Regions from separate parts of the Homo sapiens genome. Here region 2 is linked to region 1. A link is a loop called in an ENCODE intact Hi-C map of the cell type or tissue named here. Cell type or tissue: endothelial cell of umbilical vein. All regions are shown on one strand.

Region 1 (8,000 bases):
TGAGATTTTCTTTTTCTGCCTTGATATTAATTAAGATGACCTGTAGAAATTTCCTAAGTTATTCTTGAATTTCCAAGAGTAGAAACTATATATTAATACTTCAACAAAGTAATGGCTTCTTACTTTCTTTCATGTACAAGTTTCCCTTAGTTCCACCTTAAATTACGTCAGCTGAGGCATCTAGCACTGCATGCTCCCTCAGAATGTAGTTGTTACTCTTTCTCCCGAGACCTGATAGTACTTCCCAGTGAAATGCCTTTTTAAAAAAAAAAAAAAATTAATTACTTTTGTATTTTATGTTCTTTAAATTGAGACTTGTTAGATTTTGTAATTCTTTGACTTTATAAGTAATTTACCCTATTGAGGTAGAAATTTGGGGCATAAGTACAGTTCATCTTATTGTTTGGAATTTTCTTCTAGTTGTCTGGATTTTACTTTATATTTGTAATTGGTTTTTGGAATGCATACTGTTTTAAATAACTATTGTATGTTTCAGACAGAGCTTGAGAATAAACTACAGCAGCAGTTAACACAGGCAGCCCAGGAACTTGCAGCAGAGAAAGAGAAAATATCAGTATTACAAAACAACTATGAAAAAAGTCAGGAAACTTTCAAACAGCTTCAATCTGATTTCTATGGGAGGGAATCTGAACTTCTAGCCACCAGGCAAGATCTTAAGGTATAGTAAACTATACTGTACCATAAAGTCTCAGTAAGTTTTATAGACATTTATTAAATGATCTATTTGAATCCAAATGGGCAAGGAAATGTTAGTATTTGTGGAATAGTGTGCTGTTTTCTATTAAATTGTTATTTTGTATTAGCATGCTTTAAAAAATTGTTTAAAATGTGGGCATTTTAAAATGACATATTTATAATAGTAAGATAATTTGGATATATCTTAATTGTGACACTGTTAACTTATGTAAGTATTATGCTGTCTTTGTGTGTGAATAACTTTAAAGATAGGCTGCTGTTAAGTTTTAAATGTAAACCACTTGTGAAAAAATGCAAGCAATTTTACCATTGCTTGTCAGGCAATTCTGACATTAGTTATAATATTTGTCAAGTTCCCAATATTACTGGATTGCCTAATGATTAAAATTAGGAGATTATAGCTCAAAATAAACTTACCCTTAATTATATAACAATGTATAGAAATTTTGTCTTTGGTAATGTTATTTGATTAGATAAAGTATCAAGTTTATTAAATTGAAGGATAATGGGAAAAGGGTAAACAATTTTTAGGTCACAGGAAGGTACCAGTTTTCTAAGGAAAATGGAATATTTGTGTTCTCTCACAGAGGATTCAGCCAGTTTTTTTTCTGTCTCTCTTTTTGTTAAGGGGAAATGCTTTATCTGTTTCTTTCCTATGTTTGGGATTTTGTTTATTTAAAGTGCATATTGCAAAATTCTGAGAATGAAAGAATATTAAAATGTTTTATTTAGATAGGGAGCATATATTTTATCCATAGGCTGTTATAAGGAATTATGAAGGAGGTGGGACTTGATTAGGTCCTGAATTTGAATACACAGAGACTCCGGAGAAAGGTCATTTTATTCAGGGGCACATTTGAGAAAAGGTGCCATAGTGAGAATGAATAAAGCAAGCAGACAGTTAACATAATTGCCTTGCTGGCGTACTAGTTTATGTTTGGAATTAAGGTTTAAAAGGTTGGATCTAAATTGTGAAGTATCTTAGATGCCTAGCAAAGATGATTGGATTTTATATTTGAGGGGAAAAAGTGAAAAGTCTAAATAGAGGAGTAAAATGAAGAAAATAGTACTTTAGAAAACAACCTGGTAGTGGTTTGCAGACAGCTTGGATTGGACCTGGGATAGACTAGTGGTGGAGAGATGAGTTAAGAGGTTACTAACTTCCTTTCTCCATAAATTCTAATAGTCGAGGTATGAGTTGATTAGAACTGGGATGAACATTAAAGAGGATGAAATAGAGATTAATGGGAGAGAGAGAAGAAACAAAAGGACTGAACCCATACCTGGCTGCAAGGATTTGACAGAGATAGGAAATTGGGTGAAAGAATTTTCATAGTGCCAGTAGAATATCTATGTATCTATCTATGTATCTATCTGTTTATCTGGAGGTAAAAATTAGCAATAGTTGTTATTAAGAAAAAATACCACACAAGATTTAGGTAGTGTTAAATTATTATTATTTGACCTTACAACACTATTGAAAGTATTGAAAGTCAAGGAAGCTTTGTGGAGGAGTTTGGGCTTAGCCTAAGAACAGTGAGGAACCACTAAAGGGAGTTACTTACATTTGTATTTTAGGCAAATGACTCACTGCAGATTGAGGAATGAGAAACAGGGCTGAATCTGAAGACCAGAAGACTTTGCAGTAGTCTAAGTGCAAGACGATGGTGGTGTGGGCTGGTAATAGCAAGGATGGAGAAAAGTGGATGAATTTGAAGGATATTTAAATGATAGAAGAGATGAAACTTAATGTTTGATTGGAAAAGTCTTATAGAAATCACACTCTTTCCATATGGATGTCATTTACCCAAAGCATAAGCTAGTAACAGGAACCAACATTAAATTAATCAATGTTAATTGATTTGATTGATATTCTTTCATTAAGCCAGCGATTTTTATTATGCTTGAAAGCTATGTTGTGTACTAATAATTTCATACATGAAAGAATAACTCAAATGTAAATATGGGCAAAAAGAGAAAGCTGAGGGACAAGGCTGCCATAGAGTTTTACAACTGTTAAGGGACCTTGGATAGATCCTCTATTCCAAAGCTTGCTTTTGCCAAAGAGAGCAGGCCCAGTGCTTCCTTTTGCAGAGAAGACAGGCCTACTGCTGTACAATAACAGAACCATGGTTAAATCTTAGTTCTGATTCAAAGTCTGCCATTCTTTCATCATTTCACTATAATTTTTTAACAAAATAAAAGATTGGTAAATTTTATATAAAATGCTTTTAAAATGAGAAGTGTATGAACTACTTAAGAAGCTAATTAAAAAAAATAGTCAATTCCTAGGGAAGTTCAGATGATATTTATAGACTAGGATAAGAGATGGCTATCAGTTATTATTTTTCTTTTGCTTCAATGATGTTGGATGGTCTTGTGTATAAGAGAGAGAAGAGGAGAGATTCAGAGCCTTGTAACATGATACCTAACTACTTCAAGGCTATCTACCATGGGTTGACAGTGTAGAGCATGGGCTAACAGTGTATATACCTAGACACCAGTAGAATGGAAGGTAGCCTGGCCTGATCTATGCCTTTAGCCCCATCTGCTGGATTATTTATGAAGTACTTAAGTTTGTTGACTGGATATTTCAGATTGGCTATGCTGTACACCACTCTTTGTTGTCCAGGAAAGGTAGAGGTAGAATTTAACTGTAAAATTTACACCCTGAGTGAAGTGAAAATTCTAGGATAATAGATTTAGAATTAAATATAAATCTTCTTAGCCTAGTACTCTATATCATTTCATCAGAAATCAAGAAAAAACAACTAAAAATATGAAGTTTTTTTTTTTTTTTTAAGAAAGTATGGGAAAACTTGCTGAATAGACAAAAACAACAGCTACCATGGAACACTGCAGAAATCATTTGTTTACTGGGGTGCTATAATGTGATTGGCATAATCAGGGTCAAGGTTGGTATTTGATCCATTTAGGGATTTGCCTATTTCAAGGGGAGTAGATGGGTTAGAGATAGTCCCAACAAAACCATGGAATGGGAGAGAGGGTTCTCCGAGGGAAGAGATGCTGAGCAGAGGAAATAATATGCAATATTATTATAATCTGCAATAAGAAAGATGAAAAGAACATTTAAAATGCATGGCAGTATAAATGTTCATCTATGTCATTGAATGATGTAGATGAAAGTTCAGAGGCAGGGGAAAACATGTCTTGGCATGTTCAGAAAGGATTTCATGGAGCAGTCCAAATTTTGAGCTTGACTTTAAAAAATCAGTCACTGGGTTTTGTGAGTTTAACATTTTATAGGCTGTTATTTAAACCATGGGCTTTTTGGAAATCTTGTGGTTAGAGGTTAGGGTTGCTTTCCAGGCTCTAGCAAGCGTTGGTATTTTTAAACATTAGATCAGGATCTCTATTAACTAATTATAGTTGCTGTAGACTGTTTGAACTGGACTTTGTCAACTTTTCTCCTTTTTTATGTGAAATCACTCTCACCCTTTGTGACATATAGGTCAGTTCCCACATGTGGTATAGAGCCTTCTGTAAACCCCACTCCACAGCATCTCACACTCACTGTTTTTCTGTGCATTTGGCACATAGCGTATACTCTCCTGCCCTGTGTAGCTTCCATTTTACATGGCTGTTCTGCTTTTTGGGCGATGTACTCAACTCCCTTAAGTCAAAGACCAGCTTGTACCCTCCTGTTCTGTCTTAGCAGTGTTCTCAATTAATGGTTAGGTGCTGGATTAGTGAAGAACTAGCTGATGTTAATTCTTCCCTGAAAAAAGCCTCAAGGGGTTTAGTGTTCTACTGGCAGTCATTGAAAATTAAGATTTAATTTATATCAGAAAGACGTAACTGGGTTACTGGTAAGAAGTAAACTTTCAGGAAGCTTAAGAATCCTCATAAATAAGATCTTTATTTATTTATTTCATCTTTCTTTTTTTTTTTACTGAGTACTTGCTGTATACAAGCCTACTCAGCAAGGATCCTTTGCTAAATTACGTTTTCTGCCTCCTTTTCAAAGGAGCTGTATCTCCAGAATAAGAAAGATCAGCTTTTTCCAGATCTGATGGAAGAGATCAGTTGGATCTCTTACCCTGCTGATTCTTCGCAGTAGCAGCTGAGAGTGGCAAGGTTCCTACCATACCCATTATCTACCTGTTACCATATTTATCCCCAACTGAAGTGTCATGAGTGAAAAAGCTTCCCCTTTCCCCAACTTCTTCTTCTCAAAATACTTGGGCTTTAAAACAGTCAACAACTATGGACTATGTTAAATGACAATCACTACTTCTACGATATAGATGAGAAGAGGACAGTGTGCTTTCTCAGGATAGAGCCTCATTCTATGTTTGGCTGAATTTTCTCTTTTTGTTCACTTGATCAGGTTGTCAGCTGTGAAGTTGTTATTATTTTTATTCCATGACAAAATAATCCTTCCTATTTGTTTCAGGAAAAACTCTCTCAAATTGTGTTTTTCCCCTACTCTCACACCACAACAATCATCAACACAGAAGACTTCTGTGACCAAACATATGGGGATTTTCCCACACACACCAAGAAGCAGACACCAACTGTGTGTCTTCCAATTTAATTCTGACAGTATCTCCCTAGAGATAGTATCAAATCCCACAGATTGGGGGCTCAATCCCCAAGACTGCTCCCTACAACTCCAAACACCAATCATTAATCCAGGCTTCCAGAACTTCTGACCAACTAGCTAGTTTCAAGTTGGGGTTTTCATGACACCCTCTTTGGGTTCAGTTAGTTTGCTGAACAGCTCACAGAACTCAGGGAAAACTTACTTACATTTACTGATTTATTATAAAGGATATTACAGAGAATACAGATGAAGAGATGTGTTGGGTGATATGGGGGAAGGGGCACAGAGCTTCCGTGCCCTCCCCGGGCATGCCACCCTCCAGGCTCCGTATGTTCAGCTATCTAGAAGTTCCCCAAACCCAGTTCTCTTGGATTTTTATGGAAGCATTCTTTCACCCAGGGTATGAGGCAGGACCCTTTCAGGGAAGAGTCTTAAGACTCACAATCAGAAAATGGGGTGGGGAAGAAGATTAGAGGCCTGCCTAGGGACCAGTGGAAGAAGGGCAGGAGACGAGATTCTGTTTCCTGAGGCCTAACATACCCAACATTGTAACAAAAAACTGTAACAAAGGATGTGGGAGTTGTGATTCAGGAACCCTGGACAAAAACCACTATATCATAACACCATACTATTTATTAATATTTTTAGCATGTCAAGGGACATCATAGAACCTACCAAATGTATATGTATGCATAATGAAGCATTTAATTATATCTCTTTTAAGATTGTTTTCTTTCACACTGCCTTATGACTTTAACCATATATATGTTCTCTGAGTGTATCTGATATGGTCCCTACTTATTTGGTATTCTTTCATATCAACTAGCCAATATTGAAGATGTGATCAACATTCAGCAAATACTTTAAATATTTATTTAGTAAATAGATTATTTTTGGAGGCTTTGGAATTGCTTCCATTTTACTAAATATTTTATATTATAAATGTTTTCTATAAGCAAGAGAGTTAATATTTTAGAATTCTTTCTCTTTTACCTGTCTTACTGAAGGGTATAATATGCTATCTTTTTATAGTTTATTGCTTTCTACAATGTTTATATTAACTATGTTTCTGTTGAATTTACTAAAAACATGGCATATAATAATTTGGGAAAATTGTTTTTGTAAGTCTGTAGAAGAGAAGCTTTCTCTAGCACAGGAGGACTTGATTTCAAACAGAAATCAAATTGGAAATCAAAATAAATTGATTCAAGAACTGAAGACTGCCAAGGCTACATTGGAGCAGGATTCAGCAAAGAAAGAACAGCAATTGCAGGAGCGATGTAAAGCACTACAAGACATTCAGAAAGAAAAGGTATTGCATGTTTCTGACCTAAATCTACAATCTTAGAGTTACAGTTGTCTTAGAGATCATCCAGTCAAACCTCTTATTTAGTACAGGCATCATCCTTATTTTCAACAGCTCTCTCAGAGGGACCTCTAGTTTCTGACACTTTTGATCATTGGGATTTTAATGCTAGGAAGTACTTCTTAATGGCCTCCTTGTTATTTCTACCCTTTTTTCTTACTGCTCTTTAGTTTTACAAACAAGTCAATTTTTCACACCATAGACCCTTGGTTATTGCAGAAAAGATAATATAGTTCCTCAACTATTTCTCATATAACGTATTATCCTTTAGATGTGTGAATGAGATAATAAAAGATCTAGAAATAATTCTTAAACATGTTAAGAATTCTTAAAATTAAGAACCAGATTGTCTAAGGAGTTTATTAAGTTTCAAAGTTGAAAGCATTGGTTTACTAATATATGACCAGTACATTTTAAAAATCACTTTAAATTCTGTATGAAAGAAAAATTCAGATCCTAGGAAAGAGTTTATTTTTTGTTTTATAGTTGAAATCATATATTCCTGTTAGCTGACAGGATATTACTCTGCAGTGTATATTCCCTGAAATTCTTGGTAAATTCTAAATGGTTCAGTTCCTGAAATTTAATTTAAAAATGTTCTGTGGGTGTGGTGATGGTGAAGCTGGAATGAAATTCATGATTTGTGCTTCAAGTTTAGAGAATTCTGACAGAACTCTTGTTCATAAGGCCAGGTTTGATGGCTCATGCCTGTTATCTCAGCACTCCCAGAGACCAAGGAGGAGGGATTGCTTGAGCCCAGGAGTTCAAGATCAGCCTGGGCAACATAGTGAGACCTTGTCTCTATTAAAAAAAAAAATTTAGCTGGGCATGGTGGTGCACACCTGTAGTCCCACCTACTCGGGAGACCGAGGTGGGAGGATAGCTTGAGCCTGGGAGGTCAAGGCTGCAGTGAGTGAGCCATGATCATACCACTGCACTCCAGCCTGGGTGATAGAATGAGACCCTGTTTCAAAAAGAAAAAGAACTGTTGTTTATAGGAGTTTAGTTGTGTGAGCTTTAGATCATACAGACTTGCTTTGGTTTTGGCTCTATCTCTGATAGATTATTTTATGTCTCTTAAACCTTTGTTTCTTCACCTAGAAAATGGAGATTTAAAAGTCTACATATACTAGAGATTAACTGAGATAATATCCTAACTAGATACCTTATATAAAGATAGTGATAGTAATAAAATAGGAGTTATAAGAGTAAGAATCGTAGTTTTGCAGTATCATTACTCTGACCAGGTACAATTTATCTCACAATATTAACTATAACTATTTAATCTTTACAATTATTTTATTATTGTTCACACTGTATAAATAAGGAAACAGCCAAGAACCAAGAGAG
Region 2 (8,000 bases), 68 kb after region 1:
ATTAGCCCGATGTGGTGGCGCACGCCTGTAGTCCCAGCTACTCAGGAGACTGGGGCATGAGAATAGCTTGAATCTGAGAGGCAGAGGTTGCAGTGAGCTGAGATTACGCCACTACACTCCAGCCTGGGTGACAGGGTGAGACTCCATCTCAAAAAAAAGAAAAAAAAAAAGACACTAAGAGAAGAGACACAGCGAAGAGAGAAGGGTATGTGAAGACGAACAGAGGCAGAGATTAAAGGGAGGCAGCCACAAGCCAATGAACGCCTGGATGAAAAAGCAAGCGAAAGTCCTCCCCTAGAGCCTTCAGGGGAAGTGTGGCTCTGCCCAAACTGTGATTTCAGACTTCTGATTTCCAGAATGGAAAGAGGATAAATTTCTGTTTTTTAAAGTCACCTGATTTATGGTAATTTATCATAGCAGCCACAGGAAACGAATATGGGGCAGTCCTATTGAGTGGCAAGGGCACCCAACTTAGGACCCAGATTCCCAACTGTGACCTTGGCCTGTCGCTTCCCCGGGCCACCGTTTCCTTATGTGGAAAGCAAGTGTGCCACGTGAGGCTGCCTGCATCCTGCATGCTCTAGTGTGAGATCCAGGAGCATCATTCTCCTTCTCTCCTTCTGTGGCCAGTGGGTGAGGACAGTAATTGTGTGGTGACCTTTATCTTGGCAGAAACGTTTGAAGATGATTAATTCAAAGCTCCCCTTTTAGAAATATGACTAATAGATCACTTACATTTTTAAAAGATTCCTTCTGTGCAGCAGACTTAAGCCAAGGACTCCTAGCCTTTAATTCCCAGGTGCAAATTTTAAGAAAAAATAATAACAAAGGCTAGAGAATATGGGAAGTACAACTGCCCTTTAGTGATATGTGTGTCTAAAAGGAATAAAAATCTTATTGAAGGCACTGCAACTTGGATAAAGCATAGTCTTATCTTTTCCTTTGCTACGAATGTTGCCCAGTGATTTTTGTTTTTTAATCAGGCAGCCTTATCAGGCCCTATTCATCAGAAACTATAGTCCTTGTCTGGTAGTAAGAGTTCATGGTAAATGTAGTCTTTTTCAGCAGGCAGCTTTTCAGCAATTGTGTGACTAGAAAAAGTTGGCATTCCATTTTAAGAATCATAATGTTTTACCCTATGCAAGAAATATAGTGCAATTTGGAATGCTTGCTTATAACTATGGGTTGATTACACAGGAAGAACAAATTAAGCATCAGTAACAAACTTTTTCTAAAAATCTCTTTTTAAAATAATCAAAAGAGAAATGACAACTGTACTGCCAATTATTGAACTACAGTTCTCTTGGTTAAATCTGGGATATATTTTTCCATTATGAGTTTCAAAAAATTGTTGGGAATGCGCTTTTGTATGTTCGACTATGGTTTCCAATTCAACTTTCTATCAAAGTATTCCATTTGTTGGAAACGCAAATGAGAAGCAGATAGGATGATGAGCTTCTAGTTTACCGCCTGGAATCCGGTACTATGATGGCGATTTCTCATAAATGCAGAGTGAACAAATGGAAGACTTGTACCCTATACATCAGTTTGAACACAGAACAGAGATGCCTCTTAAGAGTCTCATCATGTGTGAGAAATGCCATGTACTGTGGCTGTGGGGTCAAATCAGTAATATTTTTTGAGGACATGTGTTCAGAGCACCATGGTAACTGCTGGCAACTGCCCAGAAATCTCACCTTCTTTCTAGGTTACTGTTTTTTATGGAAAACACTCAACATACTCCCTTGTGGGATTAAGCAATATTTGTACAAATCCCCACAAACCCAAAGTACACTCAGAGACAAGCACAAAACTATAAGGAAGATCGAGGAGGTCAAGAGGAGCTGGAGGGAGTCAGATAAATAGTTGGAGGAGAAAATACACGAAACAAAAGGGGACCATACAATTTTTCCCTAAAAGGCATGTCCAAACCCAACTACCAATCAATTTCCTTTTTCTTTTCTTTTTCTTTCCTTAAACATTTATTGGACACCTACTAAGTGCCAGGCAGTGTTCTAGGTACCGGGGATAAGGCAATAAACAAAACAGATGAAAATCCCACTTTCCTGGAACTTACATTCTATTAGGTTGGTGCAAATGTAATTGCAGTTTTTGACGCAATTAAAAGTAATGGCAAAACCCGTAATTACTTTTGCACCAGCCTAACAGATGAGCTGATGCTGCTGGAAGAGTGGCACGTGGTTCCCCTTGCACCATGCCCATATCAGGAAGGCTCCCCAAGGCTGCAGTCTTCTCTTTTGAGTAATGAGCAGTACACTGCCTAGTAGTCTCTGAATCCTGTCCAACAAGCCTTAAAGCCCCGAAGAAGCTGACAGAGTCTTCTCCTCTAGTATGTTCTACAGTTAACAGACAGTGCTAGGGACATAAGGGGTTTTAAATAAAAGCCTGTGGGGTATAATATTGTATTGAACCTAAAGGTCAGATACATTACATTTGATGTGCCTGATGTTAGAATATTTAGCTCTGGGGTTAGAAAATTTTAGAAAGGATAAGTCAATGACTTACATGTGGGAGGTGCTGAATGAATGGTTTCTCTAAGAATAACCATAGCTACTATTTGAGTTATATTATTAACCAGTTCAAAAGAAAGACCTGTGAGAGGAACACTACAGGTGTGCATTGCTTAATGATGGGGATACGTTCTGAGAAATGCATCCTCAGGCAATTTTGTCATTGTGTGAACATCACAGAGTGAACTTACACAAACCTCAATGGTGTGTAGCCTACTACACACCTAGGCTGTAAGGTGTCACTGGGGGTTCCCAGGCTACAAACCTGTACACCGTGTTATGGTACTGAATAATGTAGGCAGCAGTAACACAATGGGAAGTATTTGTGTATCTAAACATAAACTAGGTAGAGCAAAACTACGTTATGATAATCTTACGGGACCACTATTGTATATGAGGCCCATTGTTGACAAAAGCATCATTAATACAGTGCCTGACTGTATTTGTGTCTCCACTTTGTGGATTAAAAACATCGAAGTTTCAAGTGGTTAAGGAAATTGTGCAAGATCTTGTTGCCACAGAGAAGTGGAGCTAGGATTTAAATTCAGGGAGTTTGACTCCAGTAGATTTTAACTCCAGGTCCTGCTGCCCCCTATTGGTAACCCCAGATGACTCTGACTTTGGGGGAAGTTTTACTGGCATTTAATACTTTCTTTGTTTGTTTTTTCCTCAAGACAAACTTTCAAATATCTCATCAGTTGGCTTTCATGTTAGTGTTGCCCCAGTGGCTAATATGGATGTATTTAATTTTTCTCCTACTTTCTATTTGAGCATTGGAAGGTTAGTCTATAGTCTTATAGAAATGTAGCATGTACGTTTCTCTTCTCTCTTTCAGGGCTGACCTGAAAATTAGGTAAGATGGATGCTTCCTATGAATATAAAATTGAAGGGATGCTAGGAATGTTTCCCTATCCACAAAAGCATCTCCCTCACTTGCTTCTGATGTTTAAAATTTCCACCAACACAGTTTCACTGCTTGGCTTCAAGCTGTCTTTTGTTAAAATGCAAATGCATTGGGGATAGATAAGTGGAACGGTAATCCAAGAAGCCTGCCAACCTGCCTGTCTTCCTTCTTCCATTCATCTTTTTGGAAGTAGACTCTTTCTGGGTACTGGATGCTAGAGGTTCAAAGATAAATAAGAAGCAGTCTCTGCTCTCAGGAAGGTTTTGATTCTTGGGGGCAGATGAATTTAAAAGAAACACAATATAGTGTTTTAGAAATTATGATGGAGACATTTATAAGATGCGGGGAAACCCAAAAGGGAGAAATGTACTGGCTGTACTTGGAAAGATGAGAGTGTATATCCCTTAAGCCTAAATTCCCTCACACTTGTGTAAGAATGAATTGTGAAGATTTTTTTTCCAGAGGCCATATTCTAGTGATAACAGAGGAAGGTTTGAAGTGAGTATGAGTTCACTTAAATATTACAGAATGAGAGAGGGAATGGCAGGAAGAACGAGTTCACAAAGAAAAACGTGAGAGCAAGGGTTTTCCAGTTAGCCAATTTCAGAACTAAGAGTATATTGGGCACTTCTCACTTACACATTGTCAGGTTACATATATTACAGGTTAAAACACTGTAATACCTGTAATCCCAGCACTTTGGGAGGCCAAGGAGGGTGGACGACTTGAGGTCAGGAGTTTGAGGCCAGCCTGGCCAACAATGACGAAATCCTGTCTCTACTAAAAACACAAAAATTAGCCGGGTGTGGTGGTGCACACCTGTAATCCCACCTACTCGGGAGGCTGAGACAAGAGAATCACTTGAACCCAGGAGGCAGAGATTTCAGTGAGCTGAGATTGTACCAATGCACTCCAGCCTGAGTGACAGAGCAAGACTCTGTCTCAAAAAAAACAAAACAAAACAAAACAAAACAAAAAAACCCCAAAACCACTGTAATAGAAGAATCAGTATTTTTGAAAAAGGTTTCATATCTATTCTGCAAGACAAAAAATTTTGCTGTGATTGGAAGCCACAGAGGCAAGCATTTCTTAATTGTATAGGCCAGGGGTCAGCACACCTTTTCTGTAAAGAGACAGATAGTAAACATTTTAGGCTTTGTGGGCCATGCAGTCTCTTGCAATTCTGCCATTACAATGTTGAAACAGCCACAGGCAATGCACAAATGAGTGGGCGTTGGTGTGTTCCAATAAAGCTTTATTAACAGAAACAGGTTATGGGCCATAGTTTGCTAAATCCTAGTTTATACCATTTGATAGGCCTTTTTTTTTTTTTTTTTTTTTTGAGGCAAGAACCCTTGCTCTTAGATAGACAGTGGGGCCTCATGCAGAGCTCTTCACTCTTCACCTAACATTATATGACCATGCAGCCTGGCAAGCAGCTGTTCAAGGAAGTGGGCTCTTTGAACAAATGGCTGCTGCAGAAAAGACTGCAGAGACATGTGGAAGAAGAGAAGAGGGAGTGAAGAGAGACAAATGGGGGATCTGTCTCGGTTTGTTTTTGTTTTTGTTTTTGTTTTCAGTTCTTGTTTATTAGTAGTAATGTAAGAATCTTGTGATGGTTAATACTGAGTATCAACTTGATTGGATTGAAGGATGCAAAGTATTGATCCTGGGTGTATCTGTGAAGGTGTTGCCAAAAGAGATTAACATATCAGTCAGTGGGCGGGGGAAGGCAGACCCACCCTTAATCTGGGTGGGCACCATCTAATCAGCTGCCAGCAAATCTAAAGCAGGCAGAAAAACGTGAAGATCTGAGATTGGCTTAGCCTCCCAGCCTACGTCTTTCTCCCATGCTGGATGCTTCCTGCCCTCGAACATTGGACTCCAAGTTCTTCAGCTTTGGAACTCTGACTGGCTCTCCTTGCTCCGCAGCTGGCAGACAGCCTATTGTGGGACCTCGTGATCATGTGAGTTAATACTTAATAAACTCTTTATCTATCTATCTATCTATCTATCTATCTATCTATCTATCTATCTATCCCATTAGTTCTGTTCCTCTAGAGAACTCTGACTAATACAGATTTTGGTACAAGGAGTGGTTCTAGAGGAACAGAGTATTAAGGATGGAGTTCTTTCATTGGTTTTGGGGCTTCTGGAGTTGGCTGCTTCATATGATTAGACCGAAAAATGCTAAGGACTCTACTTCTAATAGTATGGAGAACACTGATAGTCCTTGGTGTGAACCGTTTGGAGAGTTATGCAACATAAATGCATTTGACACTCCTGATTCACTGCTTGTGACAGGCAAGTTTAGTGACTCTATACATAATACCTTTGACATATGTGGAGAACCAAGGAACATAACAAAGCTGGTTGGGTGCTCCTAAGTTCAGTAGACAAAGTGTTGAGAGAAAATGATGAACTCAGGGATTCTAACTCCTGGCTTCAGAAGCAGACACTGAGCCTCAAAATTTGCTAAGATTGCCCTGAGTGACAGTCTTATCTCTTGTAGAGAAAGAGCTGAAATTGTTGAAAAATAGACACAAGCTCTTATTATGTGAGTAGCTGACCTGCAATGAAAGGTGCATGCACAGCCCCACCAGGTGCCTACTGTTAAAGTGAGGGCATTGATTGGAAAAGAATGAGACCCTGCAACTTGGAATAGGATGCCCGGGAGGACGCTGATGAAGCTGGGGACACTGAGTTTGTAAATTCTGACAATGCTTTTTGCTAGAAAAAAACAGCTTCCCCATCCCCAGTAGTGGCAACATCCCCACCCTGACCCATGCTGCCATCAGCCTTTCCACCTTTGTCTGGGGAGATAAACCCTGCACTGCCTGAGGCAATAGTGATGGCCTCCCTTGAGGCAGTTGGCAGGCAAGATAATGTTGATTCTTCTCAGGAGCCACCCCCAACAACCTTGTTTGCCTCTAGACCTGTAACTGGACTAAAGTCCCGGCAGGCACCTAGAGGTAAGGTTGAGAGTGTGACCCATGAGGAGGGGTCCTACACTTGAAAATAACTGCTTGAGTTTTCTAATTTATATAAACAGAAATCTGGAGAACAGGCATGGGAATTGATATTAAGGGTGTGGGATAATGGTGGAAGGAACATAGAGTTGGATCAGGCTGAATTTATTGATTTGGGCCCACTAAATAGGGACTCTGCATTTAATGTCTCAGCTTGGGGAGTTAAAAAAGGGTCCAAGAGTTTATTTCTTGGTTAGCTAAAATATGGATTAAAAGATAGCCCACTGTGAGTGAGCTGGAAATGCCTCATCTCCCTCAGTTTAATGTAGAGGAAGGGATCCAAAGGCTTAGGGAGATTGGGATGGTGGAGTGGATTAGTCACTTTAGACCTACTCATCCCAGTAGAGAGGGTCAGAAGATACACCCTTGACCAATGCCTTGTGAAATAGATTTGTGAGGGCAGGACCTGCATTTTTGAAGAGCCCTGTAATTGCTCTTCTCTGTATGTCAGATCTAACAGTGGGAACTGCAGTCACTCAACTACAAAATTTAAATACAATGGGAATAATTGGATCCCAAGGTGGCAGAGGCCAGGTGGCAGCACTCAACCATCAAAGGCAAGGTGGGTGTAGCTACCATAATGGACGGAAGAGGCAAAGCGGCAATCAGAATAGACTGACTCCTGTAGAGTGCTGGCACTGGCTAATTAATTACAGTGTTCCTAGAATTAAAATTGATAGGAAGCCTACTACATTCCTACCTAATTTTCATAAGCAGAAAACTTCTAGGTTGAATGGACAAGACTAATTTGAATTGTAAAAACAGAATCACGGCCCCTCAATCAATTTCCAGACTTGAGCCAGTTTACAAACCCAGAACCCCTTGAATAAAGGGAAGGCCAGGTCCCCTTGAGGAAGGACCCCACTACATTACTGACAATTTATGTAGTGAATCTTTTTTTGATATGCAGCCTTGCTCTGCCGTCCAGGCTGGAGTGCAGTGGTGCGATCTCAATTCACTATGCCGTGAATCTTTTTCCCATCCTTCCCTATGGAGACCTCTGGCCTTTTACCAAGGTAACTGTGTACTGGGGAAAGGGAAATGATCAGACATTTTGGGGACTACTGGACACTGGCTTTGAGCTGAGGTTGATTCCAGGGAACCCAAAACATCATTGTGGTCCTCCAGTTAAAGTAGGGGCTTATGGAGGTCAGGTAATTAATGGAGTTTTAGCTCAGGTCTGACTTACAGTGAGTCCAGTGGGTCCCCAGACTCATCTTGTGGTCATTTTTCCAGGACCAGAGTATATAATTGGCATAGACATACTTAGCAGCTGGCAGAACCCCCACATTGGCTTCCTGACTGGTAGGGTGAGGGCTATTACGGAGGGAAAGGCAAAATGGAAGCCATTTAGAGCTACCTCTAGCTAGAAAAATAGTAAATAAAAAAAAATCGCATCCCTGGAGGGATTGTGGAAATTAATGCTACCATCAAGGACTCGAAAGACGCAGGGGTGGTGATTCCCACCACATCCCTGTTCAACTCTCCCATTTGGCCTGTGCAGAAGACAAATGGATCTTGGAGAATGACAGTGAA

The links. A loop is a pair of places that touch in the nucleus more often than their neighbours do. Peaks named below come from ENCODE experiments on the same cell type or tissue, not always from the same donor. Only the 100,000 strongest peaks of a DNase experiment are listed, where the experiment ranks them.
Region 2: a loop joins it to region 1, with 4 times the contacts of the local background. A loop is called at or near these places in 2 of 110 quality-filtered maps.

Annotation. Positions count from the first base shown.
Region 1 is chr12:92,780,546-92,788,545 of GRCh38, reverse strand. It overlaps EEA1 (early endosome antigen 1), which reads left to right. Exons shown (of 29, transcript NM_003566.4): 22 at 497-679; 23 at 6,411-6,596. Among named protein-coding and RNA genes, the nearest start is that of PLEKHG7, 82 kb to the right of the region's middle. In endothelial cell of umbilical vein, a CTCF peak has its summit at 3,237 (motif pointing left); a DNase peak (open chromatin) is centred at 3,235; H3K27ac peaks cover 247 bases.
Region 2 is chr12:92,712,494-92,720,493 of GRCh38, reverse strand. The region is part of intron 3 of PLEKHG7 (pleckstrin homology and RhoGEF domain containing G7); the gene reads right to left. Among named protein-coding and RNA genes, the nearest start is that of PLEKHG7, 14 kb to the right of the region's middle. In endothelial cell of umbilical vein, a CTCF peak has its summit at 3,124 (motif pointing left); a DNase peak (open chromatin) is centred at 3,103.